Linked DNA regions of Homo sapiens: region 1 is linked to region 2. The links are chromatin loops, found by intact Hi-C in ENCODE. Cell type or tissue: chondrocyte. All regions are shown on one strand. Each heading gives the region's core, and the rest is flanking DNA. Links, peaks and the distances in the headings are about the cores only. Region 1 holds the start of LOC107986494 (a long non-coding RNA gene). Region 2 overlaps ADAMTS2 (ADAM metallopeptidase with thrombospondin type 1 motif 2).

The links. A loop is a pair of places that touch in the nucleus more often than their neighbours do. Peaks named below come from ENCODE experiments on the same cell type or tissue, not always from the same donor. Only the 100,000 strongest peaks of a DNase experiment are listed, where the experiment ranks them.
Region 1: a loop joins it to region 2, with 1.9 times the contacts of the local background. A loop is called at or near these places in 1 of 110 quality-filtered maps.

What each region holds. Positions count from the first base shown.
Region 1 is chr5:179,373,778-179,382,906 of GRCh38, forward strand. It overlaps LOC107986494 (a long non-coding RNA gene), which reads right to left and starts at 5,167. Exons shown (of 2, transcript XR_001743041.1): 1 at 4,759-5,167; 2 at 1,258-1,977. It overlaps LOC124901149 (a long non-coding RNA gene), which reads left to right. Exons shown (of 3, transcript XR_007059083.1): 1 at 1-142; 2 at 1,134-1,337; 3 at 1,698-1,769. In chondrocyte, for the core only: no CTCF peak of the experiment used is centred there; DNase peaks (open chromatin) are centred at 3,524 and 3,994.
Region 2 is chr5:179,296,503-179,305,631 of GRCh38, forward strand. All of the region lies in intron 2 of ADAMTS2 (ADAM metallopeptidase with thrombospondin type 1 motif 2), which reads right to left. Among named protein-coding and RNA genes, the nearest start is that of ADAMTS2, 44 kb to the right of the region's middle. RefSeq lists an enhancer at 5,264-5,763. In chondrocyte, for the core only: no CTCF peak of the experiment used is centred there; a DNase peak (open chromatin) is centred at 5,459.

The DNA.
Region 1 (9,129 bases), core at 2,540-5,039, 76 kb after region 2:
CTCTCCAGGAAGGCACCAAATTTTCATGGACCAGCTCACAAGCTGGAGCCTGGGGTGGCTCCACACCCCAAGCAGGCAGGCTCCTTCACACAGGAGGACACCCTGGCAAGGGGTGCCTGAGAGCAGGGCCCCACAGGCCTGGGTGAGTAGGACATCTAGGTGGCTCACGAGGACGCTGCATATTCTGAGTCTCAATCCCTAGGAAGGAGACCAGGGTGTGTTCTGGGAGCTGGGAACAGGGCAGGGCTGTGGGTGTTGGGGTACGAGGTCTGCACCCAGCCAATCAGCGTCGGGGTCCAGGGTGTGTGCCCTGTCCCACTGCAAGAGAGGGGCCGAGGCAGGGAGCCAGGACACAGGGTACAGAAGGCATGCAGTCAGATGGATGAGGCCAGCAGGGACAAAGGGAGACACACCAGGCCCAGGGCTGCGGCAGGCCCATCAAGGGACTCTCTGCCCCCTCAGAAGTGCCCTCACGCTGTTCGGCAGCCAGGCATAGGTGGAGAGTCATGGTCCAGTCAGGCGGCCCCGACTTCAGGTCAGAGGGCACGGAGGACGTCCGGGCAGAGGACTTGGAGGACGTCAGGGCAGAGGACTTGGAGGACGTCAGGGCAGAGAGCACAGAGTACGTCAGGGCAGAGAGCAAGGAGGACGTCAGGGCAGAGGACTCAGAGGGCGTTGGGGCAGAGGGCACAGAGGACGTCGGTGCAGAGGACTCAGAGGACGTCAGGGCAGAGGGCACGGAGGACGTTGGGGCAGAGGACTTGGAGGACGTCAGGGCAGAAGGCACAGAGGACGTCGGGACAGAGGGCACGGAGGACGTCGGGGCAGAGGACTCAGAGGACATCAGGGCAGAGAGCTCAGAGGACATCGGGGCAGAGAGCACAGAGGACGTCGGGGCAGAGGGCACGGAGGACGTCGGGGCAGAGGACTCAGAGGACATTGGGGCAGAGAGCACGCAGGACGTCAGGGCAGAGGACTCAGAGGACGTCGGGGCAGAGGGCACGGAGGACGTTGGGGCAGAGGGCACAGAGGACGTCGGGGCAGAGGACTCAGGATGTCAGGGCAGAGGGCACAGAGGATGCCAGGGCAGAGGGCACAGAGGATGTCAGGGCCCTCTCCTCTAATCATCTCAGGTGCTGTTCTCTATCACCTCATCAGGAGCAGGACCGACTGCCAAGGCCGCCGTGGTAGGGAAGTTTCTCCACAAGATTGTGCTTATACGTTTTGCGTTGCCATAAAAGAACGCCGGAGACTGGGCCGTTTATAAAGAAGAGAGGTTTATTTGGTCCACAGTTCTGCAGGCAGTACCGGAGGCATGGCAGCAGCATCTGCTTGGGGTCAGGGCCTCAGGAAGCTTACCCTCCTGGTGGGAGGGGAAGGGTAGCAGAGGTGTCCCACAGTGACAGATGGAGCAAGAGAGAGGAGCTACCTAGGCTCTTTCTAACAATCAGATCTCATGGGAATTCATTACCACAGGGAGGGCACCAGGCCATTCATGAGGGATTGGCCCATGTCACCCAAGCACCTCCCACCAGGTCCCACCTCCAGCATTGAGGGTCAGATTTCAGTATGAGATTTGGAGAGGACAAACATCCAAACTGTATCAACCACCCTACATGAACCAGTGCCTGCCTTTCTGACCTCCCCACTCACTCTGCTCCCCCTTCCCCACACTCCCCCTCCTTGTGCTTAAACAGGCCATGCAGTTCCCACCCAGATGGGAACGCAGAAGTGCTGAGAAGCCTCTGGCTGCTGAGAAGGACCGGAGACGCTCAGGCAGGGCTTCACTGAGGAGGGACATCTTCAGCTGGGAACAACTCTTCCACACAGCATCCATGGTGTTTGTCTACACTCCAGTTTCTCTACTGTCAAATAATGTCCTGGTCTGGCCAAGAGGGCACTGTCTTCTCATCAAGCTATGAGGGTCCCAAGGAAGAGGAGCCCAGCCAGGGAATGGGAGAAGGGGGAGGAGTCCAGCTGGGGGAGAGAAGAAAAGGGGGAGGAGCTCAGCGGGGGAGGGGAATGAGGTAGGAGTCCAGCCAGGAGAGGGGGAAAGGGGGAGGAGCTCAGCAGGGGAGGGGGGAAGGGGGAGGAGTCCATTCAGGGGAGGGGGAGAGGGAAGTGTCCAACTGGGGGAGGGGGGAAGGGGGAAGAGTCCAACTGGGGGAGGGGGAAGAGGGAGGACTCCAGCCCCTGGGGAGGAGGAGCCCAGCCAGGGGTGGTGGGGAAGGGGAAGGATCTCAGTGGGGGAGGGGGAAGGGGAGGAGTCCAGCCAGAGGAGGGGAAAAAGGGAGGAGTCCGGCTGGGGGAGGGGAAAGGGGGAGGAGCTCAGCCCAATGCCCCCTCCTGGGCTGTACTGCATGAGAGTGGCTACCAGCCAGACCAGCCATGTCTATACCACCAGGTCCCACCAGAATTGTGGACAGGCCGGGTGCAGTGGCTCACACCTGTAATCCCAGCCCTTTGTGGGGGTTGAGGTGGGTGGATCACCTGAGGTCAGGAGTTCAAGACCAGCCTGGCCAACATGGTGAAACCCCATCTCTACTAAAAATATAAAAAATTAGCCAGGCATGGCCAGGTGCAGTGGCTCACTCCTGTAATCCCAGCACTTTGGGAGGCCGAGGCGGGCAGATCACGAGGTCAGGAGATAGAGACCATCTTGGCTAACACGGGGAAACCCCGTCTGTAATAAAAACACAAAAAAAAATCAGTCGGGCGTGGTCGCAGGCACCTGTAGTCCCAGCTACTCGGGAGGCTGAGGCAGGAGAATGGCGTGAACCCAGGAGGTGGAGCTTGCAGTGAGCCAAGATCGCGCCACTGCACTCCAGCCTGGGTGACAGAGCGAGACTCTGTCTCAAAAAAAAAAAAAAAAAAATTAGCCGGGCGTGGTGGTGGATGCCTGTAATCCCAGCTACTTGGGAGGCTGAGGAAGGAGAATCGCTTGTGAACCTGGGAGACGGAGGTTGCTGTGAGCTGAGATCGCGCCATTGCACTCCAGCCTGGGCCACAGAGCAAGACTCTGTCTCAAAAAAAAAAAAGTGTGGGTGGCGATGGACCTGTGCCCCACTCTCCATCCACAAAGCAGTCCGGAGCACATGTCACCCCTATAAGGGAGCCACGGTGACCCTCAGGTGGAGGCAGGGGCAATGCTGCTCACAGAGGCAGCACCCACCAGGCCAGATCCAGAGACACTGGCAGGGAGACCTTCTAGAGCAGGCTCGTTGGAAGGAAGAACATCCCTGTCTTTATACACATTTAACCCAGAGCCGCCCACTCCTCCCCAGGCACCATCTAGATCCACAAGCAGTGAGGCAGGTTTTAAAGCCATCTTCTCACTCCTGTCTCAGGACCAGGAAAATGTCTCCTGCCATTTACATAACTGAGAGAGAAGCCCCTCAGGGAGCAAGGGAGATGTGCCTAGAGGAGGCTGCTGCGCCCGAAACAGCCGGCAGAGTCAGAGGAGCACAGACACATTCAGTCCCCGCAGGGCACCGCTCTGGTGGGGCACCTGTGCCAAGGCAGGCAGGTGTGAAAGCACGTGACCTGGTGGGGAGAGGGCCAGTGTTGGATGCCCGGGGTGTGTAGCTGTGTAGGGGCTGCGAATGCGGCTGGAAAAATGGGGGCGCAGAACTCAGCCAGCCTAAGGGTTTAGCTGTCACCCTGGGAGGATTTTTGTCAGGAATTCAAGACAAGGATCGAATGTCCTAAATTTGACCACAAGTCTTCCTTGTTCCAGGAAAGAATGCACCAAACCCTGCATGATTGTTTATTCACATCCACTTAGCAGGCTGGTGAGCAGCGTGCGGAGGAGGCGGCAGAACCAGAACCTGGACGCAGGAGAAGGACGGGGGGCACGAGATGGGCACAGGACGCCTCCCAATCAAGGCTGCTCTGTGGGTTTCAGAAACGGGACACCCATCCCTTCAGGCATCCATAGCGTGTGAACTGTAGGACTACAGGGTGCAGGTCACCCCAGAGCTCAGCATCCAAACCAGTGGGGCACAGCTTCGGCCTCCCACCTGCCCAGGCTCACCAGAGACACTGGCTGTGGGCAGAGATGACCTGGAGCCAGGAGCCAGGAGCTGTGGCGCAGCGGGTAGAGGCCGGGCCCACCGCCATGCCATCGTGGTGAGGCTGTTGCCAGACCCCAGCTGGAAACAAAGATCCTCCAGGCCCAGCCATGGAGGAGGAAAGAGGTATTAAAGGATGGGGGGTGGTGGTGAAAATGTGCAGAGGCCCCAAAGCCTCCTTTCCAGCCAGTGATGCCAGGAAGCACCAGGGGCAGCAGCAGACAGGCCATGGTGTCCTCTGAGACTGGGTGAGGCTCTATGGCCCGAGTGCCTGACGCAGAGCCAGGCACACAGGGCCACCTCCAGTGGATGTGCTTTACTCCACCTGCTCTCAGAACCTGGAGCCTGCATTTCCCTATTCGTTGGACGGTGTGACAACCCCCAGCTCCATAGCTCAGTAGTGCAGGTCAGTGTGGTAAGGGGGATTCAGTGCCCAGCCCAGTGCCTGGCGCCCGGGGCTGCTCACCACAGCCTGGGGATGCATGCTTCCAGGTGCCACCATTGTCCTCATGGCTGGCACCCTCAGTACCCACCCCAACTCCTATCCCTGCACCCAGCACCCTGGTGCTCTCTCCAAAGCCTGGAATTGATCTCTTTATGTCCTTGCTGAAAACCTGCCCATGGCTCCCCACATCCCGCACTGTCAAGGGCAACTTTCTTAGCCTGACATACAAGGCCTGTTACTCACCCTGGCCAGGCTTCCTGGACACGCCATCAACCACAGCTCCACAAGCCCTCCTGTTCTCCAAGCACAGAAGCTTCACGCCCTGGTCTTCCCAACCTCTGTGTCACTGGCTGGGCTGGGGCCTTCATGCACCCCTCAGGGAGACAGCAGAGTAGTGAGAGCTTGGGCTTCAGACATGGATTCACATCCACCAACTCCTGACAGTCTCGGGCAGAGCAGCTGCCTGCCTGCTTCTCAGATCCCTGCTATAGAAAGCAAGGCCGTGATGACAGCGTAAAAGCATGCGTCGGCCACACACAGGCTTCCCACCACTGCCTCTGCCCTCCACACCACTGTTCCCTTTCCCCTAGTTCCCCCAACTGAACAATTTCCGGCTGGTTTCAATGCTGAGCTCTGGGATGACCTTCACCCTACAGTCCTACAGTTCACACACTATGGATGCTTGAAGGGACGGGTGTTCCCATTTCTGAAACCCACAGAGCAGCTTTGATTGGGGAGCATCCGGTGTCCATCTCGTGCCCCCCGCCCCCGTCCTTGTCCTGCATCCTGGTTCTTGTTCTGCTGCCCCCTCTGCATGCTGCCACTGCCTCCTAAGTGGATGTGCATATTTTCCCAAACAATCATGCAGGGTCTGGTGCATTCTTTCCCAGAACAAGGAACACTCGTGGTCAAATTCAGGACATTCAATCCTTGTCCTAGATTCCTGACATAGACTAGGACTTAAGACAGTTATCGCATTGCATGTCACTGGTCCCAGGGATTTCTCAAGCAACTTTAGTGGGTCTAATCAGAGTGAGCCTCGGAGTTCCTGGGATGGAAAGTCCCTCTCTCCCGTGGGTGCCTTGGGAACACAAAACACTCTTCTCCAGGAGGCAGCTGGGTGAAGGTGGATGGCTGCAATGGCGCAGTTACTTGCCTCTGTGGTGGGCACCAGGCTAAGGATGAATCCAGTAGCAGAACCAAGAGAATCCCAGAGGAGGACTGCAGCTGGTTCTTGGTGACATCATTTGAATGGCTGGATCAAGCCTCACCTGCAGCCAGCAAGATGACCTCTGGACTTGTCAGGAACAGGAGCCCATCAATTCCCTTTAGAGGTGAAGCCAGTTTACGTGGATTTCTGTTGCTTACAATGCAGATGCATAGTGGACGCTGCTGCCTCACCTCGGCTTGAGCATGGCACACGTGCAGTCAGTGGCACCTATTCCAGGAAGCTCGCCTTGCGGTCATAAGGCAGATGTCTTCTTTGCCCACCCCTGTCCCATCTGCATCCTTGAATTCTCAAGAAAGAGACTATTTTCAGGCACCCTTGCATACTCAGAACCTTGGTGTTGTATGCCCAACACACACCAATGCCCAAACGCACACCAATGCCCAGCACACACCAATGCCCAACGCACACCAATGCCCAACACACACCAATGCTCAAACACATAAGCTGAGTGAATGGTCACTCCAGGATGCAAGCAATGTGAAATTGAAAAGTAGGTGAGCACGTCAAAGTTCAGCCTGCATGCCAATTCCTACTGAGCCCCTCAGCATCCAGGAGAATATCAAGGTGTACAAGAGGATTCTGAAGAAAAGAGTTTAGGGTGCATTTATTTGGAGAGAGCCTTTGCTATGCTGTGCATGCTCCCCTTCCAAGGAGGAAGCGTGAGGTGCGACCTCCCTCACCTCTAGCCTCCTGAGAGCGCTTCCATGGTGTCACTCAGAGGCCCTGTACACTGAGGGCTGGGGTCTGCTGATCACATGGGAGCCAGTGTCAGCCGAGTCGTCGCCGTGGGAGCAGACTGTGAATCAACTGCGGCACTGTGCGCGGCCTGCCTGCCTCCCGGAGTCCCGTGGGGCTGAGGATGTAGGATGCTCCTGGGGCCCTCAGCCTAAGCAGATATGAGGACTCCACGAGGGGGCTGCATGCAATGAACTTGCAGAAGAAAACTGAGGCTGAGGACACCAGAGGGGCCTGAAGAAGAGGAAACACATCAGCCCCATCACGGCATCTGCAGGTGAAAAACTCCAGCAGGAAACCTTCGAGGAACCATGGAGCGGCCCCTTGAGAGAGGCAGCTTCCCATACCCGCCAGGCCGACAGGAAGCCGGCCCACCTGGTGGCAAGGTGGGGCTCCAGATGGAGAAACAGTAAGGCGGCCCCACCATGAGGGGACATGCAGGCACATTTGGAGTGTAGGCCGTTCTCATGAGCTGGACGTCCTTATTTCTGAATGGTGTCTGTGAGAACCTCTTGCTTGAGCATGAGCTGAAAGGTGCTGAGACCAGGCCAGTTTTCACATGGGGAGGGCAACACCTTCTCCAACCAAATGCATTTAAGGGGCCGGTGGGAGAAAAGCCGTTGTGTTTCGATTCATTGCGGGGGGGCGTTTGCTCACCCGTCCAGATGAACATGCATTTGGCTCCCACCCGCTGTACGTGAATGTGCCTGTCCCTCATACTTCTGCCAATGTGGCATTTTACAACATGCATCTTTTTTTTTTTTTGATAACTTAATAACTGTGCAAGGTGATAACGCCTTATTGGTTGCCATATCTTTAAGGACTTACAAACTGAAACACTTCTTTAGACACTGGTTTTTGGTGTGTTTCCTTTTTTTATTTTTATTTTTATTTATTTATTTATTTTTGAGATGGAGTCCTGGTCTGTTACCCAGGCTGGAGTGCAGTGGCACAATCTCCGCTCACTGCAACCTCCGCCTCCCAGGCTCAAGCGATTCTCCAGCCTCAGCCTCCCAAGTAGCTGGGATTACAGGTGCACACCACCACGCCCAGCCAACTTTTTGTAGTTTTAGTAGAGACAGGGTTTCTCCATGTTGGCCAGGCTGGTCTCGAACTCCTGGCCTGAAGTGATCCACCTGCCTTGGCTTCCCAAAGTGCTGGGATTACAGGAGTAAGCCACTGCACCTGGCTTGGTTTGTTTCCTTTTAAACAACCTCTGTTTTCACTTGCTTTGAACACTTTATTCGGGAGAATTCGAGTCCTAACAAGCCCTCACACTGATATTAGTTCTCCCCATCATCTTTATGGAGCTTGTTATTTCCCATCTGTGGCTGCTTTTCTCTTGATTATGTCCCATTCCTTTATGTGGCTCTTACCCGGGCCCCTGCCACATGGCTGGGCCAAGGCACAGGCTCTGAGACTGCTGGCCTGGGCTCAAGACCAGTTCACATGCTGCTCCAGGATTTCAGGCCAGGTCCTTACCTCCCTCACCAAGGGCCAAGAGCCTCATCTGTTAAGTGGAAATAGTAGGCGATGGCCATGAGCAATAGCAAGAACAGCCTTCACAAGGCTCACTGCTCCACATGGCTGAGTGCTCCACGCGGCTCAGTGCTCCACGCGGCTCAGTGCTGCACGAGACTCACTGCTCCACGTGGCTGAGTGCTCCACGAGACTCACTGCTCCACATGGCTGAGTGCTCCACGCGACTCACTGCTCCACGCGGCTCACTGCTCCACGCGACTCACTGCTCCACGCGTAGCTTCTGACACTGCCGAGCATTTTCAACAGCTGTGTCTCGGCCTCACAACTGTGGCCTATGGTTCTCTTTCTTCCAGAGTTGAGATGACATGCAACTACTTTTCCTTGTAATTTTTAAAATTACCTTTTAAATCATCAGGAATTCATCGTGATGTCTGGGATATGATATGGATTAAAATTTCTTTTTCTCTAGATTAAAATCCAGTTTTCCCATCTACATTTATTTAATGGCTTCCCCATATAGAAAGAAATGACCTTGTAAATTCAGTTGCAAATCTGGAACTTGCTTGATGATTCATGGATTTCTTTGGACCTCTGCTGCAGAGATTTGTGCTGAAACCATACTCCTCGGATCACAGCTTTTGTTAACACAGATGTGTGTTCACAGACACCTCTGACTTCTTTTTTTCTACTTAATTTTTCCCGTCTTCTCATATCATCCCTCCCATGACCTCTAAAGGTGCTTACTCTAAGTCTGGTCTCCTTAAAGACGCATGCTTCCCTGTGAAGTACTCGGAGCACCACTGCGTGCGTGTTGTTGACTTGCACAAACAATGTCGTGCTCTGACTCTCTTCCATTTCACTTTTCTGTTGTATCGTTGCTTTTGAGCTCTGTCTGTAGAACTATAGAACAGCAGATTCAGTGTTTCCTCCCCTGTGTATTTCATAGTACACCGCAGCTTGCATCCACCTTGAACCTGGCAGTGAACCCAGAGTCCATCTCCAGCCCTGCCCTCAGAATCAATGCCACACATACAAAGCATAGCTCTGCACACTCCCTCAGGCATCCTGTGATCACCTCTCTAGCATTGCTGGGTCAGAGGGCGCATGCACACTCAGTCTTGCTAAATGGTGCCCAATTGCCCAGAGGAACGTTCCCGTCAGTTGTG
Region 2 (9,129 bases), core at 3,998-6,497:
GGACCCAGCAATTCAGCAAGGAAAGCAGGAGGCGGGAGACAGTGGTACAGGCAGGGAGCAAGTACAGCAAAGAGGACCAGTGGCATCCGACTCGGATAAGGAAGGACCGCAAGGCAGGTGGAGATGGGCTCAGTGGGTAAGGTCCCCAGGGGCGGCCTGGGCAGAGGGCAGGAGGGAGAGGCGGCGGGCAGAGAGAGGCTGCTGCGTGCTGTGGGTCAGGAGGGTGGTGCCTGGGAAGACCAGCTGCCTGCCTGCTCCCAGGGTGGACAGGGGACAAGTCAAGCATAAAGATGCAAAGGTGCAGGCCGAAAAAAGGACGGGCCACTGGTATCACTAACACAACCATCAATGGGTTTAACATTGCAGTTAGAGATCAACCAGACTGAGATGGAACAAACAAGGCATGCCGTCTGTAACACATGCCTGAAACATGCTAAAAGAGAGACAGAGAAAACTGCAAACCCAGAAAGCAGGGTGTCTGTAGTATCATCAAAATAGAACTCAGAGCAAGTACTAAATGACTGGAAACTCCTGTTGTATTGACAAGGCTTGGTGAAAGCACACAGTCACCAAGCTTTACAAACCAAGGGCCGCAGCATCTGCCATGGTTAGAAACACAAGTGGCTCAACAGCCCTGTCAAAGGGAAATGCGAACGGCCACTCCCAGTGGGTGACAGGTCTCCTAGACCACAGCAGAGGGGCACAGACTCATTGACTCGGGAAATGGGCCGGATTGATTTCTGGATGGATCTGACGACTTACAACCGAAAGCAAATGAGTATTCTTTACAAGCATGGGGGAGCATTTACAAAAATTGATCCCGGCCTCCCCTGCCTGCCTGGCCTGAATCCCCCAAGCCTGTCAGCCGTAGCCTCCCACCCCACCTGCCTGGCAATGCAGAAACCTGAGATTGCTGCTTCTCGGCACCAAGAACCAAGAGGTGAAGTTGGTATGGGGACCCCCTTCTGCCCCACTCCCTGCTAGTACTGTCCAGCCAGAAGGCCCTCCCCACAGCCTGCCCCTTTCTCTTGACTGTTCCCTTCCCCAATACGCTGAGGCCCCATGTCTCCCAGGACCCTCCCTCAAGACCCCGGCTTCCCTCTCCAGGGTGACTTGGGCCCTTGCATCATGGGGCATAATGCCAACTCCCCACCCCTACTGATGAAGTCACTGGCAGAGTGCCCCCAACGCCCTCCACTATAATCCCAGAGGACGGAGAGCTCTTGCTCTGAGCCGAGACAACCCACTGCCCACCACCAGCTCCCTCAGGGCTCTCCACAAGTCCCTTCTCGCCTCCCCTGCTGCGTCTTCGGCCTCCTCCTCTCTAAAGTCCTCTCTCAGCCCAACAACAGAACCGGGTCTCTTCAATCCTGAACAAGAAGACTCTGCTTCCCCTCCAGCCACAGGACCTCCCTTCCCTCACAGCCCTTCTCAGCAGGCTGGCCTCTGCTGCTCCCTCCCACGCACCAATGCCCATGGCCTCTGTCCCTCCTCCCCAGGGCCCCGGGGACCTCCACACCCTCCTGCTCAGCCTCTCTCTGGCCGCCCCCAGCTGCTCCGGTTTCCACAGCACCAGAGGCCAGGGTCCCCTCGTGCCACAGTGACCCTGCAACGCAGATTCCGTGCTCCCTTCAGAAGCCCACCTGACATTCATAGAAGCTGAGCAAACACCAGGAGACAGAGGCAATTTCAGAAATTCCCCGAGGCTCGGGGAACCCAGGCTGTCCCCTTCACTCCTAACTCTGTGGCAGGCCTGGCCCTGCCAAGCCTCCATGGAGATGAGCTCTTCCTGTCCCAAGGTGATGGTGTGAAGCGGGCCTTTGGAAGGTGATGAGGTCATGAGGGTGGGGACCCCGTTAATGGGATTAGTGCCCTTATCAGAGAGGCCCAGGGAGCTTGTGCACCCTCCACTGTGTGCAAACACAGCAAGAAGGCCCCAGCTATGAGCGAGGAAGCAGCCCTCACCAGACACCAAACCCACTGGCGCCCCGATCTCACATGTGAGACTCCAAAACTGTGAGAAATAAACTTCTGTTGTTTCTAAACACCCAGTCTGTGATATTTTGTTATGGCAGCCTGAACGGAGGGACACCTGCAGAGCCTGGGATGCTCAGAATACACACGTGGCAGGAGGGGTGTGGACGGGCTCTACGGAACTGGGAGATGCCTAGAAATGCTAGAGGGGTTGAGGGGGAGGCATTCACAAGCCCTTGTAGGAAACTGAGATCTGCGCTGGTTAGGGGTGGGGTGTCACTGGAATGGCAAGATGCAGATATAAATGCTGACAAGACCCAATTTAAACCCAGAGATGCTAAGGTCTGAAAACATTTGGATTATACTAGGAATCAACGCAAAGCTTAATAACCTAAAATCCAACCACTCGGAAGTTTTTTCAACATTCCTCTAAATAGCTCTTAAGTTACTGGAATCAAAATCATAAATCTTTTTAAAATGATGACAGTGAGAATTCAGCACATCAGAACCTGTGGATGAGACCAAAGCCACCACCAGAAGCAAGTTCACAACCTTCTTAATTATAGACCAGAGTGAAAATAAATGAAGCCAGTGCTCCAGTCAAGAGGGCAGAAGAGAGAGCAACCATAAACCTAAAGATGTTGATACAAATAGCATGAGTGACAAGATCTCACTTCTGAGTGTGACATATATGTAACAAGATGGAAAAACGGTTAGTTTGTATAGCTGTAACAAATTACTGCAAATGTAGTGGCTTAAAAACACAAATTTGTCCAGGCGCGGTGGCTCACGCCTGTAATCCCAGCACTTTGGGAGGCTGAGGCGGGCGGATCACGAGGTCAGGAGATGGAGACCATCCTGGCTAACACGGTGAAATCCTGTCTCTGCTAAATATACAAAAAATCAGCCGGCCGTGGTGGCGGGCGCCTGTAGTCCCAGCTACTTGGGAGGCTGAGGCAGGAGAATGGTGTGAACCCAGGAGGCGGAGCTTGCAGTGAGCCAAGATCACACCACAGCACTCCAGCCTGGGCAACAGATCAAGACTCCAACTCAAACACACACACACACACACACACACACACACATTTATTATCTGACAGTTCTAGAGATCTGAAGTCCACAATGGGTCTCACTGGGCTAAAATCAAGGTGTGGGGAGGGCTGCATTCCTTCTGGAAGCTCTAAGGAGAATGTTTCCTTGTTTTTTTCCAGCTTTTAGAGGCTACCCACATTCCTTGGCTTGTGGCCCCCTCCTCCATCTTCAAAGCCAGCACCGGAGCATCTACTGACCCCTCTCTGACTCTGAACTTCTGCCTCCATCTTCTACTTTTATGAATCCTTGTCATGGCCAGCTCACACCTGTAATCCCAGCACTTTGGGAGGCTGAGGCGGGCGGATCACAAGGTCAGGAGATGGAGACCATCCTGGCTAACACAGTGAAACCCCGTCTCTACTAAAAATACAAAAAATTAGCCAGGCGTGGTGGCAGGCGCCTGTAGTCCCAGCTACTCTGGAGGCTGAGGCAGGAGAATCACTTGGACCCAGGAGGTGGAGCTTGCAGTGAGCCTGAGATTATGCCACTGCACTCCAGCCTGGGCGACAGAGTGAGACTCCGTCTCAAAAAAAAAAAAAAAAAAAGAAGAATCCTTGCCATTACACTGTGCCATCCAGGATAATCTCCTTATCTTAAAAGTCAACTAATTAGCAACCTGACTTCCATCTGTAACCTTCACTGCCCCTGCTATGTCACCTGATTTATTCCCAGGTTCTCGGGACTGGGACATGGACAACTTTGGGAGAAGGATTATTCTGTCTCTCACAGAGACTATCTCAAAAGGGTAGGATTTCATGGTTTTTGCTTTCTCCTTAATACTTTTCTACATTATTCAATGATAATGACCATATGTTTTGTATGTTCAAAAGTAATTTTTAATTGTGAATAATGTAAATTATTGTGAATCATGTTTTGTCAGTTGTTGTGAATAATGTTTAATTGTAAACAATGGAAAACTAAAGAAACAAAAGAATAGCATCCTCTTATAGCACCCATTGATGTCTTTGCAACACTTTTTGGCTGGTCTTTTGTCCCCGTCCCCCTGACTTTGAGCTGCCTGAGGACAAGCCAGACCCCCCTTCACTTCTGTGGCTCTAGCAGTAAGCATGAGGACTTTGGCACAGCAGGCTTTAGCAGACGTTTCTCAAAGTGAAGATAAATCCCCTTATAAAGGAGGCCCTGGTTTAAGAAGAATGATGTGCACACTCAAAAGTGCACTTTAAGGCCAAGCTCCGAATAAACACGATGATATTATTTTATTTAAGAGTCTTCATACATACAACTTAATTCAGTAACAGTCTGAGAAACGCAAGCCAGCAGACAGATAAACCGTTATGGCTCTGGCTCTGGCAAAAACTCTTCATCTACGCGGAGCCAGAAGAAAGCCAATTAAAAGTCGGAGAGGTCCCGCAGGACAGAGGCCGGAGGATGTCCCCACACACTGAGCACAAGCCCCAAACACAGGCTTCCCCAGTCTGGAGCCGGCGGCCAGCCCCCTCCTGGCCTCAGTGAAGCCTGGACTCCTCACTCTGTCCAAGTGGGAGGAACTGGTCCCAGCTGCAAGAACCGCCTACTGTGATCTGGGCAAAGGTTCTGGAGGCTCTGCTCGCTCCTGTCCCCCAGGAAAAAAAAAAAAAAAAAGACAGCAGAGGGCATTGCTCAGGGGCCCAGCCTGGCTGTCATCCCTGAACATCCTGGGCTGAAGGAAAGAATTGAGCCCAGCCGAAACTTGAGATCTTTAGACTTAAATCCCCACTCTGTCACTTGTGGCTATTTGGCCTCTTTCGACCTCTGCTTTTCCGTGTCTAAAATGGCACAATATTACCTACTTTACAGAGTTGTCAAGGGATTGAAAATAAGATAATGAAGGCAAAGGAAGTGAGCTCAGTATCATTATGCCCATTTTACAGATTGGGAAACAGGCTCCAAGAGATGACATGACTCTTTCAGGATTAGACAGCTAATGAGTGGTGGATCCGGATCTGCTCGCACAGGGCTGGGCTCCTCCCCAGCCCCGCACTGGGACAGGGGCATCTCTTGAGGGCTGCCCTGTGGCGCCCAGATGCCGCAGGGAGACAAGGCTGTGTGCACAGATCTCTCTCCACTGGGCAGCACCTGAGTAACTGGGGGAGAGAAGTGGGTTTCAAGCATCTCCTTTGTGAACCACTGGGCTTAAGTATGCTGAACTTCAGTTTTGACGCAGAACTTGGAGACAACCCATCCTCTGGGAAAAGACACAAATGAGGGCAGGACCCCTGCACCATGTGCCCTGCTGCCCCAGCAGTGTCCTCTCATCCAGCGTGTGAAGAAGGAGTGCAGCCGGAGAGCCGGTGGCAGCAGGGCGTGCGGGATGCCCCGCTCACAGCGTGCTGTGCCCGGGAGAGGAGCGAGGGCAGGCCCCCAGCTGCTTGGGAACAGTCAGCCTGCACACCTCGCCCCTGGGTGCCCTTCCAAGGCAGCCCTCAGGCCCCAGGCTCCGGGACTCCCTGCAGAGGAACTGCAAGCCAGTCCTGGCCCAGCACAGCCCTTCCGCCAGCCTCTGGCCAGCGTCAGGAAGGGGAGTGTAGAGTGAGTAGGAAGCCACACAGGAGCAGAAGCCGGGACTTCTGCCTCTCACCCCACTGCATGTATGAAAATAGACGGGGGTGATGGCCGGGTGCGGTGGCTCATGCCTGTAATCCCAGCATTTTGGGAGGCTGAGGTGGGCGGATCATGAGGTCAGGAGATGGAGACCATCCTGGCTAACACAGTGAAACCCCGTCTCTACTAAAAAAATATAAAACATTAGCCGGGCGTGGTGGGGGGCGCCTGTAGTCCCAGCTGCTCTGGGCGACAGAGCAAGACCGTCTCAAAAAAAAAAAAAAAAAAAAAAAAAAAAGCGGGGGAGTGATAAGGCCCCGGACAACCCAAACTGCAGCAAGATTCTCTGCGGAGGCAGAGCTGCCTCCTCCTGGGGGTCCTCTGGACCAGGAAGGAGCCCTGAGGACTTGTGGCCCAGTGGGTCCGGCTTCCCAACCTCCACCTTGCCAGCAGCACCGATAGATGTGGCCACAAAGGTGCATTCACATTTGCGACCTGTGGCTGAATGCAGACCCTGGGTGCTATCTCCCGGGGGGGCAAATGGCAGTAAGCAAGCAAAGAGGAAGTCGACAGAGAGTGACGCAGCCGTGAGGACAACAGCACAGAGTATTGTTGAGGGGGGCGGGGGACTTCCTGGAAGAGATGACACTGGAGCTGAGGCCTAAATGATTGGAAAGAGGCAGCGATGGAGAGATCTGGGGAAGTGGGCTCCAGCACAGAGAACAGCACATGCAGAGGACCCGAGGTCAGAACAGACCTGCCATGTTTGAGGAAAGGGAAGAAGGCCAATGTGAGTGGAGTGTGGAGAGCAAAGGGTGGGCGGGGGCGAGGGACAGGAGGGCAGAGTGGTGGGCCTGGGTGGGGTACAGGAGGGCAGAGTGGTGGGCCTGGGTGGGGTACAGGAGGTCAGAGTGGTGGGCGGGGGCAGACTGCACAGAGCTTCCTCTGCTGTGGGGAGGAGATTGGATTTTCTCCTCTGTGCAGTGGGCAGCCCCTGGAGGGTGGAAGAGACCTGATTCCCCTGTCAGTTGCTCTGGGCATGTTGTGAGAATTGCTGGGGGCAGGATCTCCCTCCCTCTCTCTATGAAATTCCTGTTCAGCAGGGATCTGCCTATGGCTGTATTTCTGCTGGTAGAAGTCCCTCCCTGATTATAAACCGCTCAACACATAGAGAGGTCCCTAGGAGAAGGTTCAGGTTCCAGTAGGATGGTGTGAGCACGCCTCACCTGCATCCCCCACTGCCTGCAGCCACCCAAATGCACTGGATTCATGAGCAGCTAGCTGAGGACCCTGCAAAATAAATAACAGCATGCAGATTGGGGAAGAAGACTAGAATGTGAGGTTCAGCAAACCCGCAGAGTTTACTCTTCATTCTCTGGTATTCCTCAGCCTAGATACAAGGCAGGTCAAACTCCAGAAGCGGGCACTGGGTACAGACAGACAGAGCTCGAGACAAGCCCTGTTGTTGTAGCTCAAGGATAGAAAAAGCATTTCCGAATGCTCAGAGCCAAGCCAACACCTCATTTTTCTTTCCTATTTCCTTTTTCTTTTCTTCGTGTTCTCACACGCCAGCTCATGGCAGCCCACAGGCACCTAAAACTCTAAGAGGGGAGCCTGGCTGTGTAGCTGGAAGTGCTGTGGTCCTAGAAAGGTGGAGTGAAACCCCATTGCTCTTTCCTCTTTTGGTCCTCCCAGGAGTGTAGTTGCAGGAAGTGTGCAAGACAGCAGGGTCAATAAAGCCCCAGCTTTCTGGCCAGAGAGATTTAACAAGGAGCCGCAGGAAACTGGACAGGGCTAGGAAGATGGCAGAGACAGCAGAGCTTGGGGAACTGGCATCAGAAAGTTGGTTAGAAACTCCTGGGCTCGTGCTTGAGCCGTGCACGAGTGGGTCTGACCCTAAACAACACGCCATAGGTTCTGGGGACTGACTTAGGAGGTGGACCAATGCCCAGGTCCCAGACGTGCCACTGGGTTGTGTTTACATGGGATTGATCAGAATAGGACTGCACAGGCTTTGAAAATGGACCTGACATTGAACCGCAATCCACAGGCACATTGGAACTTGCAGCCGGAACCCAATTAACCCAAGGGTTAATTACCTGATCAAACAAAAATAATGACCTTCTCCATAGCATTTAAACAAGATCCAAAGTCTCATAGGGTAATATCAAAGTGTCCAGGATACAGTCCAAAATTACTTGGCATACCAAGAACCAGGAAAATCTCAACTCCTCCAGGCAAATACAACCAACAGATAACAAGACTGAGATAGCACATATGTTGGAATTAACTGACAATGATCTTAAAGCAGCTATTATAAAAATACTCCATAAAGTAAGGGCAAAAACTCTGGCAACTAATGGAAAGATAGTCTCAGCAAGAAACGGAAGACATATTTTTAAAAAGGACCAAACGGAAATTTTAGAACTGAAAAATACAATAACAGAAACTTTAAGAACTCACTGGATAGGCTCAAGAGCAGAATGGATATGACAGAGGAATGAGTCAGTGAACTTGAGGATAGAGCAATAGAAGTTACCCAATTCAAACTGCAGCGAGTAAAAATATTTTATAATGCCAAGAGCCTTAGAGACTGTGGGAAAATACCGAAAGATCTAACTAACAGTCATGTCCCAGAAGGAGAAGAGAAAGAATGTATTACTAAACAAATATTTGGATAAATAATGGCTGAAAACTTCTCAAATTCTGTGAAATGCATAAACCTACCAATTCAACAGATCGGCAAACCTCAAATGAGAGAAATCCAAGGAAACACAATCCCACACGTTATAAACACACTCTGAAAACTACAGACAAAAAAAAGTCTTGAAAGCAGTCAGAGAAAAACAGTGCATTACTTATAGGGGAAAAATGGTTCAGATAACTGCAGATTTCTTATCAAAACTGTGAAGTCCAAAGGAAGTGCAAAACATTGTTAAAATGCTGAAAAAAAAAAAAAAAGAACTGTCAACCCAGAATTCTATCTCCAGCAAAAATACACTTCAAGAATTAAGGAGAAATAAAGACATTCTCAGATGAAGCAAAACTTATAGAATGTGTGGCCAGCAGATCTACCCTAAGATGGTTGCTGAAGGAAGTTCTTCAGACAGGGGGAAAATGATGCTAGAAAGAAATTTTGAACATCAGGAATAAAGGAAGAGCAACAGAAATACCTGAAAAAATATAACAGATTAGGCTCTTGCGTATTTTAAAGAGGAATGATAATGCTGTCTGATGTAGTTTTCCATGTATGTAGGTGTATAAAAGACAACAACATTCAGGGGAGGACAGAGGGACCTATATGATGGCAGGGTCTCAACATTCAACTTGAAGTGGTAAAATATTGATTTGAAAAAGACTCTGAAGAGTTATATAGGTTTATTATAATCCCTGGAGCAACCAGTAAACACTATACAAAGATATACAACCAAACACAATAGGTAAATTAAAATTGAATACCAAAACATGCTCAAATAGAAAAAGCAAAATAAGCCCAAAGCAAGTAGAAGGGAGGAAATGATA